Linked DNA regions of Mus musculus: region 2 is linked to region 1. A link is a loop called in an ENCODE intact Hi-C map of the cell type or tissue named here. Cell type or tissue: left cerebral cortex. All regions are shown on one strand. Each heading gives the region's core, and the rest is flanking DNA. Links, peaks and the distances in the headings are about the cores only.

Evidence for each region. Hi-C counts contacts between places; a loop is a spot of excess contacts. Peaks named below come from ENCODE experiments on the same cell type or tissue, not always from the same donor. Only the 100,000 strongest peaks of a DNase experiment are listed, where the experiment ranks them.
Region 2: a loop joins it to region 1, with 2.2 times the contacts of the local background. A loop is called at or near these places in 11 of 42 quality-filtered maps.

Annotation. Positions count from the first base shown.
Region 1 is chr7:30,007,779-30,018,496 of GRCm38, reverse strand. Zfp568 (zinc finger protein 568) reads right to left here. Exons shown (of 10, transcript NM_001167872.1): 7 at 4,608-4,657; 8 at 3,308-3,431; 9 at 1,235-1,330. Among named protein-coding and RNA genes, the nearest start is that of Zfp568, 29 kb to the right of the region's middle. In left cerebral cortex, for the core only: a CTCF peak has its summit at 5,405 (motif pointing left); DNase peaks (open chromatin) are centred at 5,394, 7,481, 8,516 and 9,647; H3K27ac peaks cover 1,028 bases.
Region 2 is chr7:30,066,344-30,077,061 of GRCm38, reverse strand. It overlaps Zfp82 (zinc finger protein 82), which reads left to right and starts at 4,239. Exons shown (of 7, transcript NM_177889.5): 1 at 4,239-4,281; 2 at 4,923-5,033; 3 at 6,914-7,077; 4 at 8,912-8,997; 5 at 10,695-10,718. The coding sequence starts at 8,989. In left cerebral cortex, for the core only: no CTCF peak of the experiment used is centred there; DNase peaks (open chromatin) are centred at 4,185, 4,679 and 9,005; H3K4me3 peaks cover 1,458 bases; H3K27ac peaks cover 889 bases.

The sequences.
Region 1 (10,718 bases), core at 1,893-9,892:
TTAGGAACACCACCTACCTCCTTGAGACAGTCTCTCAGTAGCCTGCAGCTCTGGCTGCTAGTGAGCCCCAGCAAGCCTCTTGTCTGTCTCCCCCAGGCCAGGAATATATTGCACATATCACCATGCCTGGCATTTTTGTGAGCTCTCATTCTTGTGAGGACTTGAGGTCCCTCTCAGCTTTTAACACAAATTCTTCTTCTTCTTCTTCTTTTTTTAATATATGTTCTCAGAAGTCAGAAAAGGCAGGAGCATTTCTCAGCTAGTTCAAAGGCCAGTATTATTCATAGTTTTCTTCTGATGTGTGCTTTTACACAAGAATTCTAAAACCTTTTAATGGCAATGATCCAAAGTGACAAAAGGGACAACATTGTTACATTGTATCAGCATGAAAGTGAGCCACGGGCTGGTGAGATGGCTCAGCGGGTAAGAGCACTGACTGCTCTTCTGAAGGTCCTGAGTTCAAATCCCAGCAACCACATGGTGGCTCAAAACCATCTGTAACAAGATCTGATGCCCTCTTCTGGTGTGTCTGAAGACAGCTACAGTGTACTTACATATAATAAATAAATAAATCTTAAAAAAAAAAGAAAGTGAGCCACACCCTGCTTGACAACACTAATGTGAAATGCTCAGCAGGCACACCTATCCTCACAGGGCTGCTTATGCTGGGTGTGGACAGACTCTATTAAATATGGCTGTGGTGAAAATACCTTTTAATTTGACAGCTGTGATAGATACCCAAGTCCACAGATACTAAAGCCCTCCACATACTTTACATGGATGAGTTTTGTGATCTTCGAGTTATATCTCAATGAAGGTGTTTAAAAAAGCCAAGAGAGTTGGGCAGTGGTGGCAAATGCCTTTGATCTCAGTACTGGGAGGCAGAGGCAGGAGGATCTCTGTGAATTTGAGGCCAACCTGGTCTACAGAGCAAGTTCCAGCACAGAGAAACTCTATATCAAAAAAAAAAAGCCTAGAGAAAGCTAGACTCAAATACAGATACACTGCTTGTCACGGGCTCTTCTCTGCAGAGAGCAGACGCTGTGACAGAATTCTGGTGAGAGAGTGGGGGAGTCAGATTCCGACTCAGAGCCTTGTGCTAAGACGCCCTTCCCCCAGACCTCAGGCTTTGCCTACAGGGAGCTTTCCCAGCAGCACCTCAGAGAGCTACCTGCTCAAACGGCCTGGGTGACAATTTGCCCTGGTCTCCCCAGTCCCACGGGCCAACACTTACCAGGATGCCAAATTTTTGTCTCATTCCTCATAACCATCCAGGGCTCTTTGCCCTGTTCTAGAAGGGAGACCACCCGTGGCTTAGTATCAGCAAGACCTGTCCAAAGACAAAAGGGAAAATTAATTGTGCATGTCAGAGTTGCCGTACGCCTTTAGTCCTAGTGTTGGCTTGCAGGCTATGGTTCAAGTCATTACCTACTGCCATCACATAAAAGGACTTTGTCACAGTTCTCTCTCTGTGTCCCCATGTATTATTCCAGGGCAGTCGCAGCCTCCCTCTCTCCCTCTCTCTATCCCCCCACTCCCCCTTCTTTGCCCTCATGGCTCTGCTCCCATCTGTCTGCCTCTACCCTTTCTCCAGGCCCTCCCTCCCCTCAATGAACCCCCTTACCCCTGATCTGATGCCCGGCATAATTACTCGGGCACACCTTGGCATAGGCCTGGCAGATACCTCACCACATTATATTTCATTACACCTAGCACTCTAGAGGCAGAGGTAGGTAGAACTCTGTGGGTTTAAGGCAAGCCTGGGCTACGTAGTAGAAATTAAGTCCATGTTTGCCAAGAGAGAAAAACGGGTCTCAGCCAGAAGTCCCACTCTTAACACAGGCTAGTCTCTCCAACTGACAACTCACAAAGGGAAAGTTAAATTCTCTCCAAAGGACTCTCACTGGGTATAGAGACCACACTTAGTGGCAGGCCCCATGCTCAGAGTAGATGTCCAAACAAACTCAATGGTATTGTTGGATGTTTTGTCTCTTGATCGTCTGAGCTTTTCTCTCTTTTTCTTTTAAACATTAACAGATCTTTTGCGTATATACTATGGCTTCCAACTGGTTTTCTATCTATATGTATAAATGTGTGTTTCTCCTGCTTTTACATCTGTGCCTCCCCACTCCCATTTGTTTAGTCCTATCTTGGCTTGTTTTCTCCCTCCCTCCCTCCCTCCCTCCCTCCCTCCCTCCCTCCCTCCCTCCCTCCCTCCCTCCCTCCCTTCCTTCCTTCCTTCTCTAAAAAGATTTATTTACTTATGATATGTAAGTACACTGTAGCTGTCTTCAGACACTCCACAAGAGGGAGTCAGATCTTATTACAGATGGTTGTGAGCCACCATGTGGTTACTGGGAATTGAACTCAGGACCTAAGGAAGAGCAGTCAGTGCTCTTACCCGCTGAGCCGTCTCTGCAGCCCCGGCTTGTTTTCTAATGACAGAAAAAAGGATGTGGATTTGGACTGTGGAAATGTAATCAGCATATAATGCATGAAAATAAATCTCTGCTAATAACGACAGAGAGAGAGCGGGAGCGGGGCAGTGTATAGGGGTGGGAGGGAGAAACTGGGCCAGTAAGATGGCTCAATGGGTAAAGGCCTGGCAAAATAATTCAGTTCTTGGGACCTGGGTAAAGATGGATGGAGAGGACCCATGCCAGAGTTGTCCTCTGGCCTCTTTGTGCATGCCATCCCCCACTCCAATAACTAGAATGATAAAGAGAAATCTAATGTCTAAGGATCAAGGTGAGGGAACATTAAAGCACTGGGAGCGATGACACGCTTGTGCGTATGTGTGCAGGTGCACACGCGTAACGTCACTGATTTAACCAGAGCTTGAAACGTGTTCATGAAACACTCAGCAAACGCTTGTGGTGGTGCAGGCCAATTTCCCCAGCACCTATAAAGCTGAGGCAGGAGAATTGTCAGTTTAAGGTCACCCTGAGCTACACAGCACTTTGTCTCAAACAAAACAAATCTATCTATAGGTGCTGGAGAGATGGCTCAGCAGTTAAGAGCACTGGCTGCTCCTGAGGACTGGGGTTCACGCCTCAAAAGCCACATGGTGGCTCATGACTGTCAGTAACTCAAATTCTAGGGGACCTAATGCCCTCTTCTGGTTTCCATGGGCATGCAAGTGAAACACAGACATACATGTAGGCAAAAGACCCATACACATACTAATAATGATAATAATGATAATGATAATAATAATAATAATAATAATAATAAAGTCAACGTTCTCCATAAAGGACATGAAAATCACAGCAGGCACTTCTGAACTTCAGTGGGGGGATGCGCTTACTCAGTGACAGCAGGTTGCTGTAGTTATCCAACATCACAGCTCGGTACAGATTCCTGTGGGAATGGCGCAAGCACTCCCACTCCTCCAGAGAGAAGTAAATGACCACATCCTCGAACCTCAGATCCTGAAACCACATGCAGACACGCCATGTGAGAAACTAAGACAGAAGACATCAGAGAAGACAGTCCCCAAACACCTGCACCCTTCCACAAAGGCAGGCCAGTGTGGGAACAGAGGTGCCCATGCGGGCTCTGAACATGCCTTCTCCTTGGCCCTTTGCATCAAGTCTATGACATGGTGTTTCTCAACGGAATGTCATTGTACATGCAAGTACAGCATCCTCTGTTCCACAGCAGAACGTGCGTGTGTGTGTGTGTGTGTGTGTGTGTATGTGTGTGTGTCTGCCTGTCTGTCTGTCTGTCTTTATTAAACTTTTCTAACTGGTCACTTTTCTAAACCTAGCTGTAACTCTGTGCTTTAATTTTGTTTGTTTGTTTGTTTTTCGTTTCCTTGTGTCACCCTGGCTGTCCTGGGACTCACTCTGTAGACCAGGCTGGGGCTGTCTGGAGGAGGCGGCAGGGAACGCTGAGGATGCATGTCATCAACAGACGTCATTGTCAAGGATTTTTAAAAGCATACATGGCAGAATCAATGACATGGTCACAGCTGTGTCACAGGGTTGTGACTAGGATTGAATAAGATCACATTGGGAAGAACCTCAAGCCACCGCGACACAGCAAGTGCTTAAGCTGGTGGTTTTGGTCAGTGCCATCCTGCACTGGAAACACTTCTGGGGCCAATCATATGCATAGACAAAAGACTCCAAAATCAGTAACCACTGAGTGTCTCTGGGTGACTAATGTTCTTGATCAGTTCAATTATTATTTTTTTTCAGAAATCTTCTTTACTAATGTACATACAGAATGCAATCAAAGCTTTCCATCTTGTAGAAAAGTACACGGAAGAGGCCAGGCAGACACCCTAGGGTGTTACAACTTTTCAGCAAGAATGCCATCCCTACAGTGACCCTAGAGGGGACAACAAAGAAACTAGGCAGATATAACCTTATTCTGCTAACTGATCAGGTTCACTGCCAAGACTTTGTTCTTCTAATGAACAAAAGCCTGGGAAACGGAAGTTGTAGACTTATTTGTACAAAGCAGCCTCCCTAGACTGGTGTGGGAAAACTACTCCACGAACATGGCTTTCTCTTTTCCACACCACCTGAGTCTCCCAAGATTTTCAGCAGCATTGAGAAACCGAGAAGTTTTTCCATGAACAAAGTGGAAATGCGGCTTACCTTGGCCATGTCCTTAAAGGCAAAACTCTTCATTCTTCCTCTTGCGGCTTCTTGGAAAGAGTAAGAGGTGGGAAATGGTTAGGAAACTGTGCTCAGAGAGAGCATTCCCCTGCACCATCCCACCTATCCCAAGAGGACAAAGAGGCCCAGACCTCACTACCTTCACTTAGTAAAAAGGAGGCCTTATGACCCAGACTGGGATCCTGGGGCAGAGTCTCTGCAGCCACCGTCTTGAACAAGTCACATCTCAGCCATCTCAGACGGTGAGCAGGGCTGGGTTCGTCTGATTAGTCCCTGGCTGAGGGAGAACCTTACTCCACTGTCTTCAGCCCCAGCATTTCACAGTGAGCCCAAGTCTGGCTCGAAGACACTGCCTAAGAGTGTGTAAACTGCTGTCCTTCAGTCTTCGGCATCTACAGATGAGGATGGGAGCGCTAAGGGTTCCAGAACTCCCACCTTGAACCTAGAGCTAGCCTGAGGAACAGTAGTCACAGCACTGGAGAGCGGCATGCATGCAGAGGGTTGGAGAGTGCTGGCAGCTGTGGTCCTTTGTAACCAGGAGTTACGAAGGCTTTCTACGGTTGGGAGTACATGCCAGTCAGACTCCAGCCAGTGTAGACCCAGCTCCCAAGGACAAGAGTCCACTGTGCTCACTGGGCCACAGCTGATGCTGGGCATCATGGAGTGTCCCTTATACACACCTACTAATGTCTCTAACATAGGAGAAAGGAAGCAGAAAATGCAGCAAGCAGAGTCAAAAGGAGCTCTTTCTTCAGTGTCCCTCTTGCACCCTCTACTGACTAAGCTTAACATCACACCCGCTGTTAAGTGGCGAATCACAGTTCATGCCAAGGAGTAACTAAACCTTCAATCAGGACATAAACTGGAGTTGGCAGCCTTTCCCTCTGGCTGCCCAGTTCCTTTACAGCATCAGACACATGTTTACGCTCCCTTATGACAACTTAGCTCTTCAGTCCTACCTAGGAACTTGAAGCTAAGCAAATGAGAAGATGCACAATCCTAACAGTTGGCTATCAACACTAACTGGCTAATTAGTGGCTGTATTAATTACTTTTCAAATTTAGGTGCACTACACTTAACACTCTATGACCTAAAGAATATGTTATAGCTGGGTGTCTGGTGCATGCCCTTAATCCCAGCACTTGGGAGGCAGAGGCAGGCCGATTTCTGAGTTCGAGGCCAGCCTGGTCTACAGAGTGAGTTCCAGGACAGCCAGGGCTACACAGAGAAACCCTGTCTCGAAAAACCAACAAAGGAACCCCCCACAAACAACAACAACAAAAAGAAAAAGAAAAACAAAAACAAAAAAAGAAAAACATGGCTGGCGAGATGGCTCAGTGGTTAAGAGTGCCGACTGCCCTTCCAAAGGTCCTGAGTTTAAATCCCAGCAACCACATGGTGGCTCACAACCATCCCTAACGAAATCTGATGCCCTCTTCTGGAGTATCTGAGGACAGCTATAGTGCACTTACATATAATAAAGAAATAAATCTTAAAAAAAAGAAAAAAGTTCTAAAAATCTGTATATAAAATAAAAATTTAAAAAACAAAGATAATATATAAACACATGTAATAAGATAAAATATACAAAGTTAATAGCAGCCTTTACATCTGTAATGGATACACATTATGCTTAAAGCCTGTAGCTTCCTTTTTCTTTTCTTTTTTTTTTTAAATAGGTATTTTCCTCATTTACATTTCCAATGCTATCCCAAAAGTCCCCCATACCCTCCCCCCCACTCCCCTACCCACCCACTCCCGCTTTTTGGCCCTGGCGTTCCCCTGTACTGGGGCATATAAAGTTTGCAAGTCCAATGGGCCTCTCTTTCCAGTGATGGCCGACTAGGTCATCTTCTGATTCATATGCAGCTAGAGTCAAGAACTCAGGGGTACTGCTTAGTTCATATTGTTGTTCCACCTATAGGGTTGTAGCTTCCTTTTCAAGAATGTATTTATTCTCTACCACTGTACTTCAACATTCTGGGCTTCTACAGGCATTTAAAGGACCAACCAGTCCTTATGTTTTACAAGCAGGGTGGCCTAAATCTTCATTCCGGAGGTCAGATTCCTCAGTCACCTCCCCTGTCCCCCCTTTCAGTGCTGCCATGTCCCACCAAGTCACCCAGACTGAGCAAGAGCCAGCCAGAGCTCTACACCCCTACTGCCTCGTGCAGCTACAAGCCAGGTTTTCATGAAGTCACAATCATTCCAACCAGTAAGCTGTATTTCTGCCAATTTTTAATCTCCCCCTAGTCTGAGTTCTGTGAGCTACTTGAGCAAAGTAACTGAGTCTGAGGAAAGGGTATGTGTACCTCAACTTACAGCCAGCTGAACAAAATTTAAAAACCACTGGAGCTTCTGAGATGGGGACAGCATCAGAACTCATCCCTGCCTACCCCCCTTTCTTGTTATTTTCTGTCCTGTAACTCTTTCTGTAGACCAGACTGGCCTCAAACTCACAGAGATCCCCCTCCACCTCCCCCTCCCTCCTGAGTACCGAGACTAAAGGTGTGCGCTACCACTGTTCCAGCCTTCTGGAGACTAAGCTGAGAGTGGAATTTTCTGGGAAATCCCAGTACTGGGTCAGTGTCCTCCCGGCTTGCATAAGAAACTATTGTCTTTAATCTAAGGACATGTATTCTGCCTTGGTTTACCATCTGTGACATTTGTCATATACTAGGAAGAGTTAAAGATTCATGAAGATTGTTTGTTAGCCTTCTCAAGTGGATCTAATTAATTAGCCATGTTCTCTGTGTTTGGAAATCCCGTTTCCTGCTCCTTTCCCACGCTGGTGGGAGTGAACACTTGCTGCGCAGCCAGAGCCTGCCTCCAGAAAAGCAAGCTTAGGAACCCGCCATGCTCCTCCTGGTGTGAGAAACCCGCCACGCCTCCACTTGCAGCTCCCTTGGCCAGACTAGGGGACAAACAAGTACCAAGTTCTCAGTCCCTCAAACTGCCCATCCTCACTCACATGGCCCTGGGACAGCCTAACTCCCTCTGTCTGAATCTCCTTAGTCGTCCTGCAGTGCCTAGTAGCAAGAGCGGAAACCCTAAGTGCATCTAAGTCCCATTTCTAGCTGGAAGTAGAAGCTACTTCAGCAGCTGCTTCCAAAGTGTAACTGATTGCCTATTCCCATGTCACTGTCTAGGGTGACTCACTGTCCACTGACATAATTTAAATTTTAGGGTTAGGAAGCTAGCAGACATCAGCAGGCGTGGAGACCCCTCCCCCATGGCACCCTTCTCCGCTAGGATTTCCCACACTAGAGACTGTCCTAAGACTTCTTGGATAAGTCTTTATCCACCTCTGCCCAGCAGGAAAAGAACTACTCAATCCGCAAGTGTCTCCCCTCCCTCTCCTGTCATCTGGCTAAAGAAAAAAGAAAAAAACCAAAACACAAAAACAAAAAAACAAACCACCACCACCAATAACAACAACAAAAAAACCCCAAACCCTCAAGAATGTTAGCTGGGGCCCGCCAGTGTCTAAAGGTCCTCTACAAACTTGTTTTTCTAGATTCCTGCTCGTCCCCACTTCCAGGCTAACACTGCCTCCAGGTCACAGAGACAGCTTCACTGAAACTACTGATAACCATCCATCAGACATGTGTCACAGAATCTCCCCTTCTTCTGAGACTGACAAAAGGGACAGACTGCCATGCTGTGACATGGGCTGAGCGCTCCCCATCGTGTTGGTGTCTGTCTGCTCCTCTATGATGTTAGTAACTTTTAATAAATCTCATACATAAGAAGAAGAGAACAAGACATCGTGAATCATGCGGAAGAAATCTAAAACAGTGGTGGGAAACCACCACTCTTCCGCCCAGCTCACTAACAGAGACTATACTGGGCATACTTGGTACATGTAAATGGCTTTTGTGTTGCTCAGTTGTTAAATTTAGTTGGAGCAGAAGCAGCGCCAGTTAGTTACATGGGAACAGCGTCAGTCATGCTCCTGAGGCAGCTGCTGAAGCTCCCCGTGGGTCTGGCACAGGCGCTTTGCGCAGCTGGCACCATCTGTTATCTGCTGGTGCAGTCATCCGTCAAAATTACCACTGTGACCCGCATTTCCACGGCTCGCTGCGCTAAGCAAGGAAACTATTAGGATGGAATTAACAGCACTACAAATGATGAGTTTTCATAAACATACACCTCACGTTACCCAGCGACCCTTGCCTCTCTGTTCATCTAGTCAGGAGAGACGAAATGCTTCTCTGCATGAGGTGGATGCTCTGGTTGCTTCCTTGCTGACAGCCCCCAAACTGGAAGCTGTTGGGCTATTCCCCGACAGGTGGCTGGATAAGTTAGTTGTGGGAACACTGCTAATAAAAAGAAGCTACTGAGACAGCAGTGTGGCGAAAGCTCCCAGGATCTGAGCAAACAAAGGCAGCTGCCGCCGACGGTGCCCGATTCCACTTATGTGAAGGGCTAGAATGTGCAAACTAATCCAGGATGGAAGTTAGAACTGGTGACTTTAGATTGGAGTCTTCCGAGGAAAGGGGCAGAGGACACTGCTGGGAAGTGGACTAGACATTCTATTATCTCTTCTAAAGTAGACACATATGTCTGTGTGCAAATTTATCAAGATGCAGACTTAGGACTATGTAAATGCTTTCATTTTTAAAAAGGAAAATTTTAGTCTTTAAAGAAGATAGTATAGTTTCTGGAGTCCAGGATTGGTAAGGAACTAAGAGGAGAGAGGATGACAGCCTGACCTATGGAGACTATTTCAGAGCAAAAGTAGAGAGCAGCTAACAGGCTGACTTCTTGTTTTGTGTGTACAAAGCTTGGACGCCGCTGCATCTTCTCAGACTCACCCAAACAGTGCGGCCCAGGAGAAACTATCCCTCTCAGTTCTGCGACACGGGCAGACACGAGCCTCACACCAGACTAGAGCAGATACAGGCAGACATGAGAGTCACACCAGACTAGAGCAGAAGCCACAGAACACAAGGCATGGGGTAAAAACCCCACACCAGTGCTGATGCGTTCCTAGCCGGCATCCCTATGCAATGCTGAGTCCCAGTCTCAGGAGAGCGCTGCCACACACTTTCAGGAGTTTCTTTTTATATATAAACAAATTGGATTTTATTTAAAATATAAGGGGTTGTTATCCATTTTGGTTAATAAAGTTGGCCTGTAGTGTTTTAACAGGATTTAGTGCGATCACACAGATTGGCATGCCAAGGGCATTTTGAAAGCTAAATACAAGAATCAAGAGATTGCTTAGTCTGTGTGGCTGAAACATTACACCCAGCAACTTCCCTCCCTTTCTCTACAAACCCTCAGGCAATTCCACAGTTGCATCTGGCAGTTCAAGTTTCAACATTTCAACGCAGAAGGGTTGAGGGGAAGCTGGAAAAAAAAAGCATAAAATGCAAACTGTAACTGACAGAGGCAGCTGCCACTTGTGGCAGGCCAGAGACTCGACTGTGTCAGTTTTTTCTTCACAGTTGCCCTGACATCTTCCCAAGTGGACTGTGGTCACTACATTCTTGAGCAAATGTACCCAAGAGTCAGGATGGAGAAGGCTGAAGAGCAGAATATACTGTGCATCTGCTCCTAAGTGGTACATGTGACTAAGACCAAACCCAGAGACCATGGATAGCCTGCAAACTGGCAAGTAGAAAGGTGGAGGATGGTACCACAGGCATTGGAGAGCACCCATTTCCTCCTGTCCAGCGCAGCACCCTGAGCGACAGCACCTGTTGCCCTACCCTGGCAACAAAGCACAGCAAACACATGCCAAGCTGCTCAGCATGTCTGATTTGCCCACTGTCTACCGAGCAGTACATGCAGGACACAAACTACAAGGAGTAGTACATCGTAGTTATCACAGGTCTGTTCTCAATATCTCTCTCTCTCTCTCTCTCTCTCTCTCTCTCTCTCTCTCTCTCTCTCTCTCTCTCTCTCTCTCTCTCTCCAAACTTCCCACCCCACTCCTTGAGTCTTGACACAGGCACTCAGGGAGCAGGCCTTTCCTGCTAAGAGCTTCAGTCTCATCTCTAGCTGCCTCACCAGGTTCTTGGTTGAGACCACAGAAATTCTCCACTGTACCTCTGACTGGAGGCGGGGAAAACCAGCTTCTGA
Region 2 (10,718 bases), core at 1,257-9,256, 59 kb before region 1:
TTTATGAGCATATTCATGAACAACTTTGAGCATGGTGACTAAGAGCTACACGTCACTGGTTGCTTTGGCAAAATGCCTTACAAAAACAACTTGAAGTGTCTTTCACTGGCAATAGGAACACTGATCCACACTAACAGCTATGGGGGGGGGGGGGTTCTTTCCAGAGGCCTCCATCTACACCAAATTGAGATTTCCAGCATCAACAATGAAGTGAACTTCAGGGGCACCAGGTATCGAGCAGAAAGGATTTATCAGGGATAGGAAGTAGTCCAGGAGAGAAAGGGTTAAACCACACTTCTAGAAGTGTGGGTATCTCTAGGGGAGAGTCAGTCAGATTCTTACAGTTCGGATAAGAGAAGTTTGGGTGACGCTGAGGGAGAGTCATAGTCAGGTCCTGCCGTGACTGTAGGATCTTGGTGGCTCACAAGTTAACCTCTGTAAAGATGGCTAAGAAAGCATCGCCTTTCTGACATCCCAGCAAAGAGTCACTTGTAATAAGATTAAGAGTTAAAGAATTTATCTGGGTGGTGGTGCACGCCTTTAATCCCAGCATTCAGGAGGCAGAGGCCAGCTTGGTCTACAGGGAGAATTCCAGAACAGCCAGGGTTACACAGAGAAACCCTGTCTTGAAAAACCTAAAGAAGAGAGTTAGAAGATGTTTTTTCCTTAGTAAGTCGAGTTGTATGGTGGTTTGTGAGGAGGATAACGCACTTACGGAAGAGTGCTAGGAGCAGGAGGTTATACATCATTTAAAGCCCACGTGAGCACGGCCTAATTGCTGTTCTTGACACCCCTTGTGGAGATGGCTTCTGGAAAAGTAGCGTCTAGCGCTAACCAGAGCAATTTTCTTTAAGTTTTATTTCTTTTATTTTGTGTGCCTGAGTGATTTGCCTGCACATATGCATGTATGTGCACCAGCTGTGTGCCTGGTGTCCTGGAGGCCTAAAGAAAGGACTGGAGTCCCTGGAACAGTTTTCAAGTGGTTCTAAGCCACCATGTAAGTGGTGGGAACAGAACCCTGGTCCTTTGTAAGAGTAGCCAGTGCTCTTATCTGCTGAGCCGTCTCTCGAGTCCTGAGATCAGTTAATATGCTGACTTTGACAAGATGACCTGATGACCTTTGGAAAGCATTTTTTTGTTGGTGGTGGTGAGAAGGGCATTGTGTTATGTTTTTGTTTTTTGTTTTTTGTTTTCCAAGACAGGGCTTCTCTCTGTAGCCCTAGCTGTCCTAGAACTCACCCTGCAGACCAAGCTGGCTTCGAACTCCCAGAGATCCTGCTGCCTCTGCCTCCCAAGTGCTGGGATTAAAGATGAAAGCCCATGTTTTTATGTGCTGTTAGGTCCTTATCAGTGGAGTTTGGAGTCTGCCTTTTGTGGGCTTATTTGAAAGCCAATCAGGTCTCTGGAGCAGAGCCCTTTTCCTCTGCAAGCCTTTTCCTGTGGCTCTGAGATTACCTTTCTGTCTTTCCTGCTGTGGAGTTCAATGTGGTTCACAGTTTGAGGATACAGGTTGGCAGAACAAGAATGGCAAAAGGTACGTGGTCACATGGAGTCTGCAGTCAGGAAGCAGAAAGATGGAATGCCTGTAGTCAGCTTGATTACAAAAATTCTTATGTGTATGAGTGTTTTGCCTGTATGCATGCATGCATGCATGTGTGCACCATTGTATTCGTGTTTATGTGCACACTGATGGTTTTGAGCCACCATGTGGGTGTTAGGAATGGCTCGGGTCCTCTGGAAGTACATACAGTAAATGCTAACGATTGAGCCATTTCTTCCATCCCAGGCCCCACCCCTTTCTTTTTCTTAAATTTAGGATGTTTCTTCTGACTTCAGGTAAACTGTCTGAAAATGCCCCATTCTCCCAGCCCCAGCCCCAGCCTCCCAGAGGACGTGCCTTGTGATTCTGAGTCTCAAGTTGACAATCAGGTCACGGTGACACATGGGAGACACGAGTCCAGCCTGGTCTACTTAGAAAGTTCCAGGACAGCCAGGACTACTTCACAGAGAAACCTTGCCTGGAAAAAACAAAACAACAAAATGTAGCAATCCCAGGACTCTTGCCTTGACACTGTGTGACTGATAAATCACTCTAGGAGCCTCCTGGTGGGCCTTGTTTCTTTCAGATATTCTTTTTCATGATACATGCTAAAATATGTGCCCCTGATGGACATTGTTCCTAGGCATATCTATACCATGTTTTGGACATTTTATGTGTATGAGTGTCTTCGTGAGTGAGTGAGTGTGTGTGTGTGTGTGTGTGTGTGTGTGTGTGTGTGTACCTCTGACTTTTAAGAGCATCGAATCACCAGGAGCTGGGGTTATACGTGTTTATAAGCTGCCATATGGGTGCTGAGGAATGAACTTGTGTTTTCTGTAAAAGCAACTGGTATTCCTAACCAGTGAGCCATCTCCTAAGCCCCATCTGTATGTATGTATCTATCTATTTATTTGATTTTTGGAGGGACAGGGTCTCTCTACATTACCTCAGTTATCTTGGAACTCATCATGTAGACCAGGCTGGCCTCATACACAAGAGAGATCCCTCTGCCTCTCCTCCCAGCGTGAGTGCTGAGATTAAAGGTATGTGCTGCCATGTCCAGCTCCACATTTGATTTCTTTGTTTGTTTTGTTGTTTGTTTGTTTGTTTGTTTCGAGACAGGGTTTCTCTGTATAGCCCTGGCTGTCCTGGAACTCACTTTGTAGACAAGGCTGGCCTCGAACTCAGAAATCGGCCTGCCTCTGCCTCCCACGTGCTGGGATTAAAGGTGTGCGCCACCATGCCCGGCCACATTTGATTATTTTAAGTTTTAGTTTGTACAGCATCCCTGGTGTAGAGGTCACAGGGGAAATTGGTTCTCTCCTTCTCCCATGTGGTTCCCAGAGAATGCACAGCAAACTCCACTGCGCCATCTCTCTGGCTTGAAAGTTATTAATTTTAAAACTAGAAATAAAACAGGTGTGTTTTCTCATGGAAGATTTAAACATAAATAAGACAACAACACCTTTTGACCTTATTTTCCCCAAGAGTAATCATAATCAGTAGTTTATTTCATGAGATGGCAAGTTCTGCCTGAGATCAGTTTTTTTTTTTTTTTAAGAATTATTTATTTATCTATTTATTTTAAAGATTTATTTATTTTTATTGTATATAAGTACACTGAGCTGTCTTCAGACACTCCAGAAGAGGGAGTCGATCATTACAGATGGTTGTGAGCCACCATGTGGTTGCTGGGATTTGAACTTCGGACCTTCGGAAGAGCAGTCGGGTGCTCTTACCCACTGAGCCATCTCACCAGCCCCCGAGTTTTTTTTTTTTTTTTTTTTAATTAATCATGTTTATGTGCTATATAGCATGTTCCATGTGGGAGTGATTCTACCACCTGACTCATTGTTTTATCAGGGTAGGGCTGTGCCTTCGTTAGTCACTGCTTAGTATTCATTGTTATCCCTATTTACTGAAAGGCTTAACTTTCCACAAGCTGTAGCATTAGAGAATATAATTATAGATGATCAATTAATCAGAAATTTAACCATCACGTTTACTTTATATACTTGAGACCAGGTCTTATATAGCCCTGGCTGGCTTGGAACTCACTATGTAACTCAGGCTGGCCTCAAACTTTTGAGTGATTCTTCTGCCTTCAAAGTGATAAGAATATAGGCACATACCAGCTCAACCATTTTATTATTTATTTTCTGGCAATTTAAAAATATAGGAACGAAAGGTATTTAAGTTGATGATCCAGCACTTTAATCCCAGCATTTGGAAGGCAGAGGCAGGAGGATTTCTGAGTTCAAGGCCAGCCTCGTCTACTGAGTGAGTTCCAGGACAACCAGGACTACACAGAGAAACCCTGTCTCTCCAAAAAAAAAAAAAAAATCCTGGTTAAGAAAGAAGAAAATCTTAAGAACCTGGGTAAAAGCAAACTACATGATAGGAATGTCCTTTAAAATCTTATTCTAAGACGTAGTCATTTGCAGTCACCTCCACAACAAACATGACTATATCAAATGCACAAATCTCCAAACGAAAATCCGATTTTCCTCAAATACTTAATCAGAGTTGAGGTTCTGCTCCTCTCCCTGTCCTGGTCCCAAACGGAGCACACAGTGAGTGTGGCGCATGCGCACGCGGTGCGTGCGGCTGTCCCTCCCAGCAGTCCCCGCGCAACGCCCTGTAGGCTCTCGGGGGTCTGGAGATGCAGCCACTGTCACCTCAGCGCGTGGGGCGGGGCAACTGAGCCGAGCCTGGGTCCCAGTTCCGTGAACTTAGTGAAGGTGCTGCAGGGAGCAGGGGGTAAGGGCGGGGACAGGGAGGCCCCGCGCCCCTCATACTGGGTCCGCGCCTCGGCTTGCTGCGTGGGGACCACAGTGGCGAGCTGTGCCTGCTGGGCGTGGCAGGGCGTCGGGGTGGCAGCCACCGCGACTGAGTGCGGCCCGGAAGCCACGGCGTGATGGCATTTGTGCGAGTGAATGGGGTGCAGAGCGGTTGTGTGAGCGAGGTTGCCGAGGTCCTGGTGTGTGTGATTCTGGCCCCAGGCTCGGCTGCGGTGTAGCCACATCAGTCCCAAAGAGGAATGGTTCCCCAGCCATTCACCTGAGCAACACACAAGACTCCCAGTAAACAAAGCAAAGAGCTCCGGGTCTTGAGAGGGGTCTGAAAGATGGTCCCCGATCCCCAACACACACACCCTTGGCTGGTTCCCTGGGGTTACCCCCAACACGCCACACGTGCTCAGATACAGTCACTCGCTGGACAGGCTGTGTGCGATCCACCTAGGGAGCTATTGTAAACTTCCTGGCCATCTGCCGCCCTGGCCTTTCTTAGGTACCAGGGCAGGACAGCTGAACTCGCTCCCGGGTGTGAGTGATGGGTGGTGGTGACCGATTGGTTGTGTCTTGTGCTTTGATTTAACTAGGCTGGACAAGGCTCCGAGAAAAGTTTGGACGTTAACATTCGCTCCTACTCCAGCCTGCCTTTAAGTGCTCACAGGAAGGGGAGGGATAAATCGCTGTTGCCTGTTTAAAAGGTAAGGTCAGGGGGGGTCAATCTTACCTCTTGGATCTGTGAAAGGCACTTTAATTTTTTAGTGGATCAGAACATTTGTTATTTTTAAATGTCTGGTTCTTAGAAACAGAGCCTGACTCCTTACACCACCCAGTGCCTGTACGTACATACGTATCCGCTTTTCAGTGTTTTTTTTTTTGGGGGGGGGGGACAGGACGACAACCCTCCCTCCAAGGAGATCGGGCTTTATTTTTATAGCTGGGTTTTATTTTTAATACTATGCTGTAGAGCTCTTAGAACAGTTGCTGATATTCATAAATACCAAATGCTTAGTAAACAGCAGCTGTTTGTTAATGTGGTGATTAGGGGTGATTCCAACACCAAGGGAGTGGTGTGTATGGGTATCTACTTAATTGTGATGTACATTTATTTTTAAGATTTATTTTTGTAAAAAAAAAAAGGGGGGGGCTGGAAAGATGGCTCAGCGGTTAAGAACACTCTTCCAGAGGTCCTGAGTTCAATTCCCAGCCACCACATGGTGGCTCACAACCATCTGTAATGGGATCTAATGCCTTCTTCTGGTGTGTCTGAAGACAGCTATAGTGCACTCACATACATAAAAAAGTCTTTAAAAAAAATCCGTTTATCCTTCCAGCCTCTGCTCCCAAAATGACAACTCTGGGACTAATTATGTATTATTAAATGCCTTGCTTCAAGACTAGCTTGTAGTTTATTTAACCCATTCAAACTATTCTATGTCTACTAATTGGTTAGTTTACCTTTCCTCAGTGTCGACCTGCTTCTTCTTTAATGTCTCTCCCAGTGTCTCTCTCAGAGCCTCTCTCTGTGCCACCTTTTATTCTCTCACTATTTCCCTGAATCCTCTCTTCCTCCTAGTGTCCCACATCCTTTCCTTTCCTTTTAGATTTATTTATTGGGCTGGAGAGATGGCTCAGTGCTTAAGAGCACTGGCTGCTCTCCCAGAGGTCCTGAGTTCAATTCCCAGCACCCACATGGTGGCTTACAACCATCTGTAATGGGATCCGACATCCTCTTCTGGTGTGTCTGAAGACATCTACAGTGAGATGTGGTGCACTCTTCTAGCCTGCAGGCATACATTCAGGTGGAACACTGTATATATAATAAATAAATCTTTAAAAGAATATTTATTTAATGTATGTGAATGCTCTGTCTGACTATACACCTATGTGCCAGAAGACGGCATGAGATTGCTTTGCAGATCGTGAGCCACCCCCCTCCCTTCCTATTTTTATAAAGGATTCTCTGTACATCTTTTATCATTTATTTACTTACATGTATGTACATGTAAGTTCTGGTGCCCAGAGACCAGAGGCAGGGATGGGATCCTCCTGGACTGAAGTTTAGCGTAGTTATGAGCCACTTTCAGATAGGTGCTGGGAATTGAACTGGGATCCTCTATAAGAGCACTATACACTCGTTTTTGTTTGTTTTGTTATTTTTTTAAAGATTTATTTATTTTATGTATGTAAGAACAGTTGCTGTGTTCAGACACACCAGAAAAGGGTATCAGATCCCGTTACAGATGTTTGTGAGCCCTCATGTACTTACTGGGAATTGAACCCAGGACCTCTGGAAGAGCAGTAAGTGCTCTTAACAGCTGAGCCATCTCTCCAGCCCCCTTGTTTTATTTTTTTGATACAGTTTCTCTGTGTAGCCCTGGCTGTCCTGGAATTCACTTTGTAGACCAGACTATCCTGCTCTATAATTCTATCTCAGAGATCCATCTGCCCCTGCCTCCTGAGTGCTGGCTTAGAGGTGTATGCCACCACCTCCTGGCTGCCATATATACTCTTAACTGTTGAGCCATTTCTTTAGTCCTCATTCCCAGGTTTTATTTTTGGTTTGCTTGTTTTTGTTAAGGAATGATGGCCAGGTAAATGGCTCAGTGGGTGGAGGAGCTTGCTGTCCAGCCTGAGAGCTTGAGTTTGATCCAGCGACTCCTGCGAGTTTTCCTCCTATTTCCACATGTGTGCTGTGGCATCTGTGTAGCCACACACCACATTCATATACACGCAATAATACAGGTAAGTACCGAGTGACAGTCCAACGTGTAGTTACCTGAATTTGTAACTTAGCAGTATGAAGCAAACACAGTTCTATCTTGACACTTAAAGATATGTGTCACGAGCTGGAGAGATGACTCAATGGTTAAGCCCACTGACTGCTCTTCCAGAGGTCCTGAGTTCAATTCCCTGCAACGGTGGCTCACACCATCTGTGATGGGATCCCTGTTGATGCTGTATTACTTAGTCTCTTTCCTATTGAAGGATATCTGTTTTTTACAAGTTTTTTTCTGTTATGGACAATGTCTTTCAGTGTACCCCCTTGCCTGCTTGCTTGTGTGTGTGTGTGCATGTATGTATGTATGTATATGTAGGTATTTATTTATAGGTGTGTGTTTGTTAATGTGTCCCTCCCACAGATTGCATGTACAATTTGTGGGACTCATTCTCTTCTTCCATGTGGGCTCTAGGGATGAACCCAGGTCATCAGTCTTGCGAGGAAGTATCTTTACTAGCCGAGCCACCCCTCCAGCCCTGTCAGCATACTTTGATGTGCATCTTTGATGAGTGTCATAGTTAGGGTTTTACTGCTAGAACAGTTACCATGACCAAGGCAACTCTTATTTCTTTCTTCTCACTCTGGCCCAAATATTTATTTATTATATGTAAGTACACTGTAGCTGTCTTCAGACACACCAGAAGAGGACATCAGATCTCATTACGGATGGTTGTGAGCCACCATGTGGTTGCTGGGAATTGAACTCAGGACCTCTGGAAGAGCAGTCAGTGCTCCTAACTGCTGAGCCATCTCTCCAGACCCCCAAAGCAACTCTTAGAGGGACAGCATTTAATTGGGGCTGGCTTACAGGTTCAGAGATTCAGTCCATTATCATCAAGGCAGGGACATGGCAGCATCCAGGCAGGCATGGTGAAGGAAGGGCCATTCTGGAAGATGTTGAAGTTCTACATCTTCATCTGGAGGCTGCTAGAAGACTGGCTTCCAGGCAGCTAGGAAAAGGATCTTAAAGTCCATGCCCACAGTGACACACCTACTCCAATAAGGCCACACCTCCAAATAGTCCCACTCCCTGGGCCAACCATATACCATCCATCACAATGAGCATATATATAATTATTTTCTTTAGTCCCTAGAGTAGAATTTCTGAGTCATACAGTTTGCCTGGATTAAATGCTACTTGTGGGTACTTTTAAATTGGATCCATGGCATAGGGGCTAGAATGTCCATTTCCTCATATTCTTGATAATGTGAGCATTGATACTCTTGAAGTGAGATTTTATATCCTGGTAGTTTGATATCTTTTCTGTTTTCCAGTGATTCATGAAGGTGAAGGCTCTGTAATTGGAGCAGGGACTCTGGGGTTCGCAAGCTGGGGCTAGGCCTCATTGAGAGCTGGCTGTGTCAGGGGATTAAGGCTTCCACATATAGCTATGATACTTCCGAACTCCCAGTGTCGACACTTTGATTTAATTTCTTTTATTGTGGGTTTTCTGATCAGCGGCATAAATATACTAAATAGCAACCCTGACGATACAATATAAGATATAAAACACTCATCAAAATTAGGAACAGTTGTGCATGCCTGTAATATCTGCAGGTGGAGGCAGGAGGATCAGGGCAGTTTATAAGTCCGCTTGGCTGTGGAGACGCTGAGAAACAGATTCCCAGTGGTCGTGGCTGCCAGCCCTGGCTCTTGGGACTTTCTCTCAGTAAGTCTGGTGAATCCAGCCATGCTTTTGAAACTGAAGGAGACTGGGCAGGATGACGTGGCTGTAGATGGAGATGTCACTGGGGACTTGTGAGGCAAAATCTCACGGACTCGTTTTCCTCCCCCAGCCCTGGCCTCCGTGGACTCTGCTTCTTCCGAGAAATAAACTCCAAGGAAGACTGAGCAGCTGTTGGGTTTCTAAACCATGGCCCGTGTGAGTTAACTGTTCATGTTCTTTTTCTGGAAACACTGCCAGATAGCTGGGCTCTTCTCTGACTAGATGAGAAATAAAAATAACCCATTTGTTTTAACCTACATCCTGCCATGTGGCTCAGGTACCATGTGCCGGTCTCCTCATGTCTTCCTAGGCAGATCTCCCTGCACCTGGCTCTATCCCAGAATCCTTTCTCTTCCTGGATGTCCCACCTCTATTTCCTGCCTAAGCCATAGGCCATAGGCTTTTTAATTGACAGGTGATGCATCCATACAATACACAGGTATTCTCTCTGTATCCTTCCCTAGTCTCTCACTCTTGACCCTCGCCTGCAGTGTTCATCACATCTGTCCTAGCAGCTCTCTGTTGCTGTGATAAACACCATGACCAGAGAGCAATAGAGGGAAGGAAGGGCTTATTTATTTCATTTTACAGCTTGCAGTCCATTATGAAGGGAAGGCAAGGACGGAGGTACCGACCATAGAGGAGAGCTTACTGGTTTGCTCCTCGTGGCTTGCTCAGTCACCTTTCTTGTACAACAACCCAGGACCTCCTGACCAGGGCTGTGTCACCTGCAGTGGGCTGAATGCTCCCACATCAATCAAGAAAATGTCCTGTAGGGCTGGAGAGATGGCTCAGCAGGTAAGAGCACTGACTGCTCTTCTGAAGGTCCTAAGTTCAAATTCCAGCAACCACATGGTGGCTCACAACCACCCGTAATGAGATCTGACGCCCTCTTCTGGTGTGTCTGAAGTCAGATGCAGTGTACTTACATATAATAATAAATAAATCTTTAAAGAAAGAAAGAAAGAAAGAAAGGAAGGAAGAAAGAAAGAAAGAAAGAAAGAAAGAAAGAAAGAAAGAAAATGTCCTGTAGACATGCTCTGACTAGTGTGATAGAGTCAGTTTCTTTTATTTCTTTTTTCTTTTTAAAGATTTTACTTATTTATTACATGTATGTATGTGAGTACACTTTAGCTGTCTTCAGACACACCAGAAGAGGGCGTCAGATCCCATTACAGATGGTTGAGAGCCACCATGTGGTTGCTGGAATTTGAACTCAGGACCTTCAGAAGAGCAGTCAGTGCTCTTAACCACTGAGCCACGTCTCCCTAGAGACAGTATCTTAATTGAGGCTCTCCATTCCCAGGTGACTCTAGCTTCTGTCAGATTGACAGAGACCAAGCAGCACACAGTCATCGTGCCTCTCATGCGCTGGAACCAGAGGCAGGTTCAGCTGCACCAGTCTACTCTTTTCCAGACAGACTGACCTATGCAAAGTATATAGCAGCTGAACGTGATGGCTCACAACCAGGATTCCTGTCTGAAAAATATAGGAGAGAGGATGGAAGTTAGAGGAGAAGAGGAGGAGGAGAAAAGTAGCAACAGGATCCTCTTGAGCATATTAGGATGTTGCTTCAGGACCCCCAGTTTTCTACCGTGTAACCTTCAGCTCTGGCAGTTTTGCTGACTGCACTGGCCCACTTGTGAGCCATGGTAGTGCATGCTTTTAAATCCAACATTTTGGAGGTAGAAGCAGCTGGAGCCTGTGAGACCAGTCTGGGCGACATAGTGATGAATGAGCTCCATGGGACACTTCCCACAGTGCCTCTTTCATACTTCCTCCATAAACGATGCTTTAAAAGTGCTTTAAAGTCTCTTTTCTGCTTTAGCTGTAACAGTGGTTTGTCATCCAGGTGTCAGTGGTGTTCAGTGATGTG